Linked DNA regions of Homo sapiens: region 2 is linked to region 1. Evidence: read pairs that join two places in POLR2A ChIA-PET (ENCODE). Cell type or tissue: K562. All regions are shown on one strand.

Region 1 (5,000 bases):
AAACCCAAAAATGCATCTGACCCTGTATTAGCTTTTTACAAGTGGTAACATTTGAAGAGCTAGCCCATTTTACACACAGGAAGAAACTGGGGTTCAAAGAGGCTGACTTTCTCAAGATCCTAATTCGAGTGGCAGGGCCAGGATTTAAACCCAAATGGTCTGATCCCAACACTCACATGCTCACCTACCATACTGTGCTGTCTCCAAATAGATACGTAAGAGAAAACCTAATTGTCGTCCAGTCTCATAAATAGAAGTTTGGGTATAACTTTAGAAAATTCATCCACACAATGGAATTAGAGGCAACCAAGTAAGATGATCTACATTAGACAGAAAACACACCCATTACATATTTGGGAGGAAAATATCTTACAAACCTACTTTATGTGGGAATTTCCAATTATATATATAGCATATAGTTTTTGTCCTTCCCACCCAAAAACCCTTCTAAAGTTACAGGAAATATATCCGAAAAGGTATAAACCTACAAGGGGAAAGCACACAAAATGAACAGCAAAGCAAATTAAATAAGCATTGGATGCTATTCACAGATAACAGAGCATAGAAAACAGATGGGTTAATGATTATCAGCCAAGAAGATCAGATGGCCAAAACCTAAGCCTTCAGTGAGGAAAAACCCAGAACCAGACTACAGGACCCCAGAAAGACTCAGGAATTGGAGGTGCCAGACTTCCAAAGTGAGGGTGAAGCCGCAGATGAAAATAGGAATTAGCTGAAGTCTGTCAAGATCTCCAGACCCCTGCTCCCACCCTGTGCAGATGGCCTGCCCTTTCCCCACCCAGCAAAGGACAAAAGTTGATGCTTGGAAAAGTTAAACCAAGGGGACCACAGAAAAATAAAGGTGCAATGAGCTATGACCATGCCACTGCACTCCAACCTGGATGACAAAAACTTTTTTTTTTTTTTTTTTTTTTTTGAGACGGAGTCTTGCTCTGTTGCCCAGGCTGGAGTGCAGTGGTGCAATCTCAGCTCACTGCAAGCTCCACCTCTCAGGTTCACGCCATTATCCTGCCTCAGCCTCCCCAGCACCTGGGACTACAGGTGCACGCCACCATACCTGGCTAATTTTTTTGGATTTTTAGTAGAGACGGGGTTTCACCGTGTTAGCCAGGATGGTCTCGATCTCCTGACTTCATGATCCACCTGCCTCAGCCTCCCAAAGTGCTGGGATTACAGGCATGAGCCCCACGCCCAGCTAAAATTTTTAATTTTTAAAGTTCTGGCCGGGCGTGGTAGCTCATGCCTGTAATCCTAGCACTTTGGGAGGCCGAGGCAGGTGGATCACCTGAGGTCAGGAGTTCAAGACCAGCCTGACCAGCATGGTGAAATCCTGTCTCTGCTAAACATACAAAAATTAGCCAGGCATGGTGGTCCATGCCTGTAATCCCAGCTGCTCAGGAGGCTGAAACAGGAGAATTGCTTGAACCCAGGAGGCAGAGGTGGCAGTGAGCTGAGATCACACCACTGTATTTCAGCCTGGGCCACAGAGTGAGACTCTGTCTCAAAAAGACAAAAAAGAAAAAAAAATTGGCAGCAATAAAAAAAAAAAAAAACCACGCACAGGAAAAAAAAAAAAAAGACCAAAAAAAAAAAATCAACATAAACGTTAGAAGATAAACTTGAGCCAGGCGCGGTGGCTCACGCCTGTAATCCCAGCACTTTGGGAGGCCGAGGCGGATAGATCACCTGAGGTCAGGAGTTCGAGACCAGCCTGGCCAAAATGAAACCCCGTCCCTTCTAAAAATACAAAAATTAGACAGGCATGGTGGCATGCGCCTATAGTCCCAGCAATTCAGGGGTCTGAGGCGGGAGAATCGCTTGAACCTGGGAGGCAGGGGTTGCAGTGAACCAAGACCAAGCCATTGCACTCCAGCCTGGGTGGCAGAGTGAGACTCTATCTCAAAAAAAAAAAAAGAAGATAAAGTTGAAGAAACCATCCAGAAAAATTTTTTAAAAAGGATTCACTGGGAAGAAAAGAAAATTGGAATTTCCATCCGAAAGACCAAGCATAAAATAGATGGTCCAGAAAAAGAAGAAACAGACAAGAAATCAAATAATCAAGAAATTTTCCCAGAACTTTTCTAGGCTAAGGATGTACTGAACAAATTCGACTTATTTTACTCTTTCCTGAAACCTCACTAAAACTAAAGAATCTAAAAACCAAACAAAAAACAAATAAAACCCCTCTACAATAACAAAAACACCAGAACAGGAAGAACAAGAGACTACAGTGATCACGCACTGGAGGCTAGAAAGCAGATGGCCAAATAACACCTCACTGGCAGACCAAGAGAAGGCTGAGACCTAAGCTAGGCACCAGGAAAGCTTAGAACAGAGCAGGCACTCGCGGTACTGGGCACCTTGGGAACTGGAGGAACTGGAGTTACAGAAGAACATTAAAAGGAGGAGGACAGGGTGAAATCTGGTTTCCAATGAGTTAGATCCCAGATTCCCTCCTCATACTCAGAGAAGGTGAGTTGTTTGAAGACAGTAAAACAAGAGGATCTCTAGAATAAGGCCTGGTCAGCTCAGTGGAGGGCACTGGTACTGCACCAAAAAGACAAAGATTAAGTGAATGCTGACGCCGCCCCCGCAGCCGCCCCTTTCGCTACCCAGCTCCCAGCCACCTTTCCTCCTAAGCAGGCTGAAAAACACTCCTCTGGGCAAGGTGACCAGTCTCGAGGCTTTCCTAAAAGCAGTGACATGGCAAGGGGAAGAGGGTTATATTCTCCCGATCATCCCAAAGCAAAGCTCAAAGTCTTTACGCTCAGAGCTTCCAAACAGCTTTTTAATCCTCCCATTCTTGATCATAAACAGACAACCAAAGATTACCAGACATGTGAAGGCAGCCTCTAACACAGAAGAGATCAAAAGAAACGGAAAGAAGCAACTTAAAGAAAACTAAAACCAAGCCAAAAAACTACCATGAACTCCCTAAAAGAGATAACAGAAGATGAAACAAGAACAGAGATGTTATTAAAAAACAAAAGAGCTCTTGGATAATAAAAAGCATGACAGTAGAAAAGTAAAACTAAATAAACAGCTGGGTTGGAAGATAAAGAAAAGGAAATATCCTACAAAGTAAAGCAAGAAATTGGCTAGAAACAAGGGAGAAAGGCAATAAAATTACAGGACCAGTCCTGAAAAATCCAACATCCAAATAAGAGAAAGAAGGTAGAGAAGCTAGAGAGAGAAAGAGAGAAGAAAAATACGGAAAGAAAACATCAGCGAAGTACAGTAATTCACGAACTTTTCCCACAGCTAAAGTACAAGGGTTTCTAGATTGAAAGGGAATGTCCCATGCTAAGCAAAGTAGACACCACCACCATGAAATTTCAGAGCCCTGAGATCAAAATATATTCTACAAGATTCCACAGAGGGAAAAAAAAAAAAAATACAGGTTGGGCACGGTGGCTCACACCTGTAATCCCAGCACTTTGGGAGGCTGAGCCGGGCGGATCATGAGGTCAGGAGTTCGACACCAGCCTCACCAAAATGGTGAAACCCCATCTCTACTAAAAATACAAAAATTAGCCGGGTGTGGTGGCACATGCCTGTAATCCCAGCTACTCACAAGGCTGAGGCAGGAGAATCGCTTGAACCTGGGAGGTGAAGATTGCAGTGAGCTGAGATCACGCCACTGGACTCCAACCTGGGTGACAGAGCAAAACTCTGTCTCAAAGCAAAAGAAAATAAAAAATAAAAAATCATATACCAAGGTTCAGGAACCAGCATAGCTTCAGACATCAAGAAAACCAGAAGAGGCCAGGCGAAGTGGCTTACACCTGTAATCTCAGTACTTTGGGAAGCCTAGGCAGGTGGATCACCTCAGGTCAGAAGTTTGAGACCAGCCTGGCCAACATGATGAAACTCTGTCTCTACCAAAAATACAAAATTAGCCAGGTGTGGTGGCGTGTGCCTGTAATCCCAGCTACTCGGGAGGCTGAGACAGGAGAATCACTTGAACCCAGGAAGTGGAGGCTGCAGTGAGCCAAGATCACACCAGTGCACTCCAGCCTGGGCAAGACAGAACGAGACTCCACCTCAAAAAAAAAAAAAAAAAAAAAAAAGCCCAGAAGAAAAGGAGCAATGCCTTCAAAATCCCAAACAAAACAATTTCCAACCTGGAATTCCAAAACCAACCAAGCTTGTAATCAAGGTTAAAGGTAAAATAAAGGCAATCTCAGACACATGTTTACCAAAAAAAGTTTCTCCATGTACCCTTTCTCAAGAAGCTACTAGAAAAAGTATTCCACCAAAATGTGAGAGTAAACCAAGGAAGAAGAACATGAGAAGACACAGAGTATAGGTAGCAGAAGACTCAATCCGGGAGAAATGTGAAGGAGGCTCCAGAGAGACAGCTGCCAGCTGGCCTGACGGCAGGCAGTCCAGACCAGAGCAGGACAACAGAGGGCTGAGGACGTATACCTCCAAGAGAGAAAAAAAAGAAACAGATTCCTTATTTTGACAGTATTGAGAAGGATTTTACAGCTCTCGCAGTTTGGGGATTAATTAGTGAAAGGTACCAGGAAAACCAAAGGAAAAACAAAGTAATGATGAACTTTAAGGAAAATGAAGTTTTACAAGAAAGAAAATGTGATCAGAGTATACAAGGCGACTCAGCTGTGAACATGGCAGTAACAAATCTTACACAGACTTAACCCAAAAGGTATTCAAGCCACACAGGGAGGCTGCAGAAAGGGGAAGCTAATGTGTCCCTGGGTGTGGGTGCTTCTGAAGGAGGTATAGAGAACTAAATTCTCATCGCCCAAGCAAGAAGTCCTCAGACATCTAAAACTGAAAAACTGATCAACAGTAAAGATTATTTAGAAACATGGGGTAAGTACTAGAAGAAAGAGCTAAAGATGAGAGAAGCTGCCTGCAGAGCAGTAGTAAAGGATGGGTGGAGACGAGTAAGATGGAGGAATGTGGCCTGGCACAGTGGCTCATGCCTGTAATCCCGGCACTTTGGGAGGCCA
Region 2 (5,000 bases), 570 kb after region 1:
TTCAACTGCATGTGTAGGGGACAGCCCTAATCCCTGCATTGTTCAAGAGTCACTTGTATTTGCATATAACCTATGCACATCCTCCCATATGCTTTAAATCATCTCGATTATCTGATACAGTGTCAGTGCTCTGTACATGGTTGTTACACTGCATGTTCACATCTGTATTACTTTCTATTGTTTATGTTATCTTGAATGTTTTCAATCTGGTTGGCTGATCATGGATGTGGAAACGACAGATATGGAGGGCTGACTGTAAATGTGTTTCCTTTATTGTTTCGGTCAGTTTGAAATGTGTTTTCTGTTACTTGCATTTGAAAACATCTGACAAGGCTGATACAGAAGGTTTGAAGGTATACAGCTAGGAAGGACCTTGGCGTTACCTAAGCCTCTGATTACACAGATAAGAAAATGGAAACCCAAAGTCATCAAGTGACATGTCATGAAGTCACACAGAGTTAATACTTGAGCTAAGATATAGAATCCTGGGCTCTGAGGGGACCTGGCTGTCACCTAATCTAAACTTACCCTGCTCCCACCCACAAGCAGACAGCCTAAGACAGAGCTCGTTGCTCAAAGAGCAGTTAGCAGGTGGTGGTGGCTGGGGGAAGAGTAGCTAACTGGGCAGCAGAGGTTGGTCCCTGTGTTGCTACTCAGCTATTCAACCAGGCTGCTGGGCATCCCTCCGCAAACTTCACCTGCTCTTCAGGTAGCCTGGCTTCAAGCTGGGCTCAGTGGTGGCACCAACCCTCCTTGGGCATGGACAATCCTGTGCTAGCAACCTCCCTACTCCTAAAGGATGCATGACTCCAGAGCAGAGGCCGAGGCCGAGGCCATGCAAGGTGGAGCGACCTGCTAACCAGAGCTGGGGGAGGCATGTGAGCTCAGAGCATTGGTCCTGGCCTGTCCCAGCCCTCAACCCTGTCGCTGATGAGAGATTTAACAATGGTCCAGAAATGCAACTTAATCAGAAGCTGCTGCAGCAACAACAGCTAACAATGATTAAAAACCACTGGGCTTGCCAGTAAGGGCTGTGGGCTCGGGGTTAGTAAGAATTGGCACCCCACAGAACTTTCTTCCCAACCTGATTCATACCTACTACTTAACTTTGAACAAAGCTTCACAGATTCATTCCATGGGGGAATCCTGCTTTAAAAGAGAGATGCCTGTAGAATTTGGAGTGTATAAAAACCCAAAGAATTCACATTAGGAGAATTTTGGCTGTCACAGACAGCTTCACTAAAAGGTTTCTTTCCAAACAGCTTCTCCTACCACATTAAAGACCTCACAGGCTATTGTTACCTAAGAAGCAGGGAGGGTAATGACAGGATCCCTTAGGCACTTTAAGATAAGAGACTAAATTAATTTTAATGGTAATGGAAATACATAATTAGAATGCTCCAAATCTGAGTAATCTAGACTTTCAAAACCTCTGACCAACAGGCATCCAAGTCAGAAGAAGTCTGGCTCCAGACAGGCATCCCCCAAACAGACCAGCGGAAAGATCAAACACCTCACAGCTGCCCACCCCACACCTTTCAAAGCCTTGCACCCATCTTGGTCCAGCTATCCCAAGCTTGGCCAAGCCCCCATGTGCAGGGCTCTGAGGTCAGGAGGACAACCCCAATTCTCCTCAGCCTCCCAAGAGGGGGCCTTGGTGGCCATCCTGGACTGGCTACAAGAGCCTGAGACACGCCCTGCAAGCAGAAAGTCACCTGTGAGACTGAGGGACACTATCACAGGATTGGAAAGTGGGATCTTTTGGCAGGCAGGAGATGGAGAGCCAGGGTGTGGTAACGGGTGATGGGGTGCTGCCTCAGCTTGGGAGCTCACTGCATTCTGGGCAGTTAAGACTGAGGCAGGACCCAGAGGACAAGAGGAACCTCTGGTTTCCTCCCTAGTTGTTCAGCAATGCTGGACAGGCAGAAAAGGGGGCAGGAACCATGACCTAGAGCCACAGCCTAGAACAGTGAGGGTCAAACAGTGCCACTGCAGCCTCAGAGTGGCCCTGAGGACAGCTGGGCACAGACAAGGGTGGTGCGGCAGCAGGCATGCACACACAGGATGGGACGGGGCACCGGCACATGGGCTTGTCTGTCTGGCCCCATCTCTGCCCCACCACTTCCACCACACCTCCCATGGGGCCAGACGGCGTGTGGCGGTGGTTTCACAGGCTCAGCTCCAGCACTCAGGCAGTGTTCTGAGCTGAAGAGTTCACGCAGGGGTGAGCACATGGGGCCCCTGTGGGCAGTGCAGTCTGGAACGCCCACTTGCCTCCCGCTTATCTGCTCTGCCTATGTGCAGAGGATGTTCTTCCCCAACTTCCTTCATTGCCTGTTTTTGCCCAGAGGGAAAAACCATAGAGGGGTGATGGGAGGAAGGTTCCAGAAGTTTCAGAATGTTTTTCTTCTTAACAGACCTATTACTACCAAGGACTAAACTGAGTCTGAAAATCACATGGACATGTGGCAGAGCTTGACTTGAACCTGGGATGGATGCCAAAGCTCATGCCCATTCTTCTAAATGCCCCTTTTTCCCTGGAATTCACTAAGGGCCTGAAGTCCCACGCTGCTTTATTCACTCCAGAAAGGCTAGACATTCTCAAAACTTTAGAACACAAAGCAATTCACAGGATTCTTTCGATGGGAGTATGAAAGTGGTAGGAAATGCTTTCCCCAAGTGCCAGACCAGCCCTCAATCCTAGCCTCTGGCCTGTGCTCAGCTTTAAACTCACCCAGGAGGCACCATTCCTGCAGCGCCCTTCAGCCACGGCCCTGGCATGGCCATCCTGGCTGAGCTGCTCCCTTTCCAGGTGTGCAGTCACCATCGTTTGTCCCAGCCACACACATGTAGCTCAGCTCCCTAACACTGTTCTCACTGCCCCACCAATTCAGACTTTAGATGTGGGAGCCAGAAGGGACTCAGAATCTAGATCTATCTCTTCAATCACAATGGGAGGTGCGCCTAGGAGGCTGGGATCTGCCAAAGGTAACAAGTGGAGGCAGTCCCTATTCCCCACCTATCACATAACAGCCACGGCACTTCTGGGTTCCCCTGCATTATGCTAGGGTTCGAGGAAGGAGTCTCAAACCACTCTACAAATCAGCCCTTGCTTTATTACCAAACACTAACCCATCCTCCAAATACTGGGCCTGCAAGCTTAGGAACCCCATCTTGAGACCCTAGCTCAGGTGCTGGCCCCCGACCCTCCAGTCTTATTAAGGGGGAAAGCTAGGCACTTCCAACAGCAAGGGCTTTGGAGCTCCTCACCTGGGTTTGGGGACCTCCAGGGGACTGCTACCCATCCTGAAAAAGTTATCAGAATGGTTTGAGGAAGAGGAGCTGGAAGACCTGGCTTCCGCCAGCCCCTGCTGGGAAGGCAAGCGGTCCTCTGAGGGTTGTGGCCGGTTCCAGAGGACACTCTGTGGAGAGGATGAGTGGCTCTTCCTCCTGCAGTGGAAGGAGCAGGGCTGTGAGCCGGGGGCCACTGCAGGCAAAGCCCTCTGCCCACCCTCACTGAATTTCAGGCCTAGGCTTTACTTCCACTGGGAAAACATCACATGAGTTGGCAAACATTAGCACTCTCTCCAGCTCAGGGCCATGGGCAGCAGGGCTGGGTCTTTATGGAGGGCCTGTGGCATCCAAATCACACCAGCCTACTGGTCTTGAAGTATGTGCTAGAAAATGATTCCTCACTCTTCAGTCACTGCCCACCTCCATATGTTATGCAAAATCTTTTTTCCCCCTCTAAAAGACGGGGTCTCATTATGCTGCCCAGACTGATCTCAAACTCCTGGGCTCAAGTGATCCTCCTGCCTTGGCCTCCCAAAGTGCTGGGATTATAAATATAAGCCACCACTCAGGACTTTGTTATGCAACATCTTGAGCCATCTGTCCAGGGTGAAAGTCATCAGGGTCTCAATTTCATGAGATTCTCAAAGGAGCTGACCCTCAAGTTCCCAATTCCCCATCAACTTACACCTACCTTTTGGTTTTCTTTTTCCAAAATGGCCCCCTATCTCCCCGACAAATGATAAAATGGAGCTCCTCCAATACCAGCCTCCCCAGACCCCTGCCCTACCCTGCCCAGCTGCTTCTCTGTCCCACAGGGAGCCCTAGCCCTTTATGTTCCTGGGCCACCACAGGCAGTGCCCTTCACCAACCAGATGGCTGACTTCTGAGGCCCAGTAGAGACAGCAGGAGCACGGAGCTATCCTCTCAGCTCTTCTCTTGGGGGCCTGCTTTGTTCTTGGGGCTCCAGCCTGGCTCCCTGGTGCTGATGGCCCCGGGCCACAGCTGTGAGTGACCTTGGTCCAAGTCTGGCCCCTTACCAAGCTGCCTGAGTTGGCGCTCCTGCTGGGACCAGCTCCACGGCCTCATAGGTGAAGCTCCCAGTGGCTCCTGGGGAACTCTCCATGACCAGGGAGAAGTCGCTGCCAAGGCTGGTGGTGCTGCCACGGTCCTTTCGTCCTAAAAGAAGCCAGTGCCATCAGTCAGCGTGTTACCTTCTCCCACTACTGGTCCCCCACCTTTTCTATACCACATAACTGGGAAGAAAAAAAAAAAAACAAAAAACCTCTTAGCACAAACAGTTCCTGCCTGATCTGTACACGGGAAGATGTATGGAGGAAGGGAAGTCTGTTGGGGCCCAGGACTCACTCAGCATGCAGATGTCTTCCAGGGTGAAGCCTCCATCCCGGGCTGGCAAACTCTTCCTCCTAGAAATGGAAGCCGGAGCAGTAAATTCCAGATCTATCTGGGGTCTTATTGTGTCCCCCGTTCCCAATCCTGCCTGTCCTGGAAAGCAGCTCAATTCACTGGCAACTTGTGGAGACGGGTCCTAGCCTAGGGAGTGTTATAAGACACCAGGGCCACTTCTGGGACCCACGCTGCAAGGCTCTGTCCAACACACAGGTGAAGATTTCTGAGGGCAGCAAGGTCTGCATCCTCCTCATCAGCTTGTGCCCTGAGCGTTCAAGTGTGGCCCAACATGCTTGTAG

The links. ChIA-PET counts read pairs that join two places held together with the same protein. Peaks named below come from ENCODE experiments on the same cell type or tissue, not always from the same donor. Only the 100,000 strongest peaks of a DNase experiment are listed, where the experiment ranks them.
Region 2: POLR2A ChIA-PET joins it to region 1 with 8 read pairs; 1 of 35 experiments calls an interaction of 5 or more read pairs at or near these places.

Annotation. Positions count from the first base shown.
Region 1 is chr3:10,261,619-10,266,618 of GRCh38, reverse strand. The region is part of intron 3 of TATDN2 (TatD DNase domain containing 2); the gene reads right to left. Among named protein-coding and RNA genes, the nearest start is that of TATDN2, 16 kb to the right of the region's middle. RefSeq lists a silencer at 2,495-2,684. In K562, a CTCF peak has its summit at 2,547; a DNase peak (open chromatin) is centred at 2,588.
Region 2 is chr3:9,688,414-9,693,413 of GRCh38, reverse strand. MTMR14 (myotubularin related protein 14) reads right to left here. Exons shown (of 19, transcript NM_001077525.3): 15 at 4,660-4,718; 16 at 4,332-4,470; 17 at 3,271-3,450. Among named protein-coding and RNA genes, the nearest start is that of CPNE9, 13 kb to the left of the region's middle. In K562, no CTCF peak of the experiment used is centred here; a DNase peak (open chromatin) is centred at 2,223.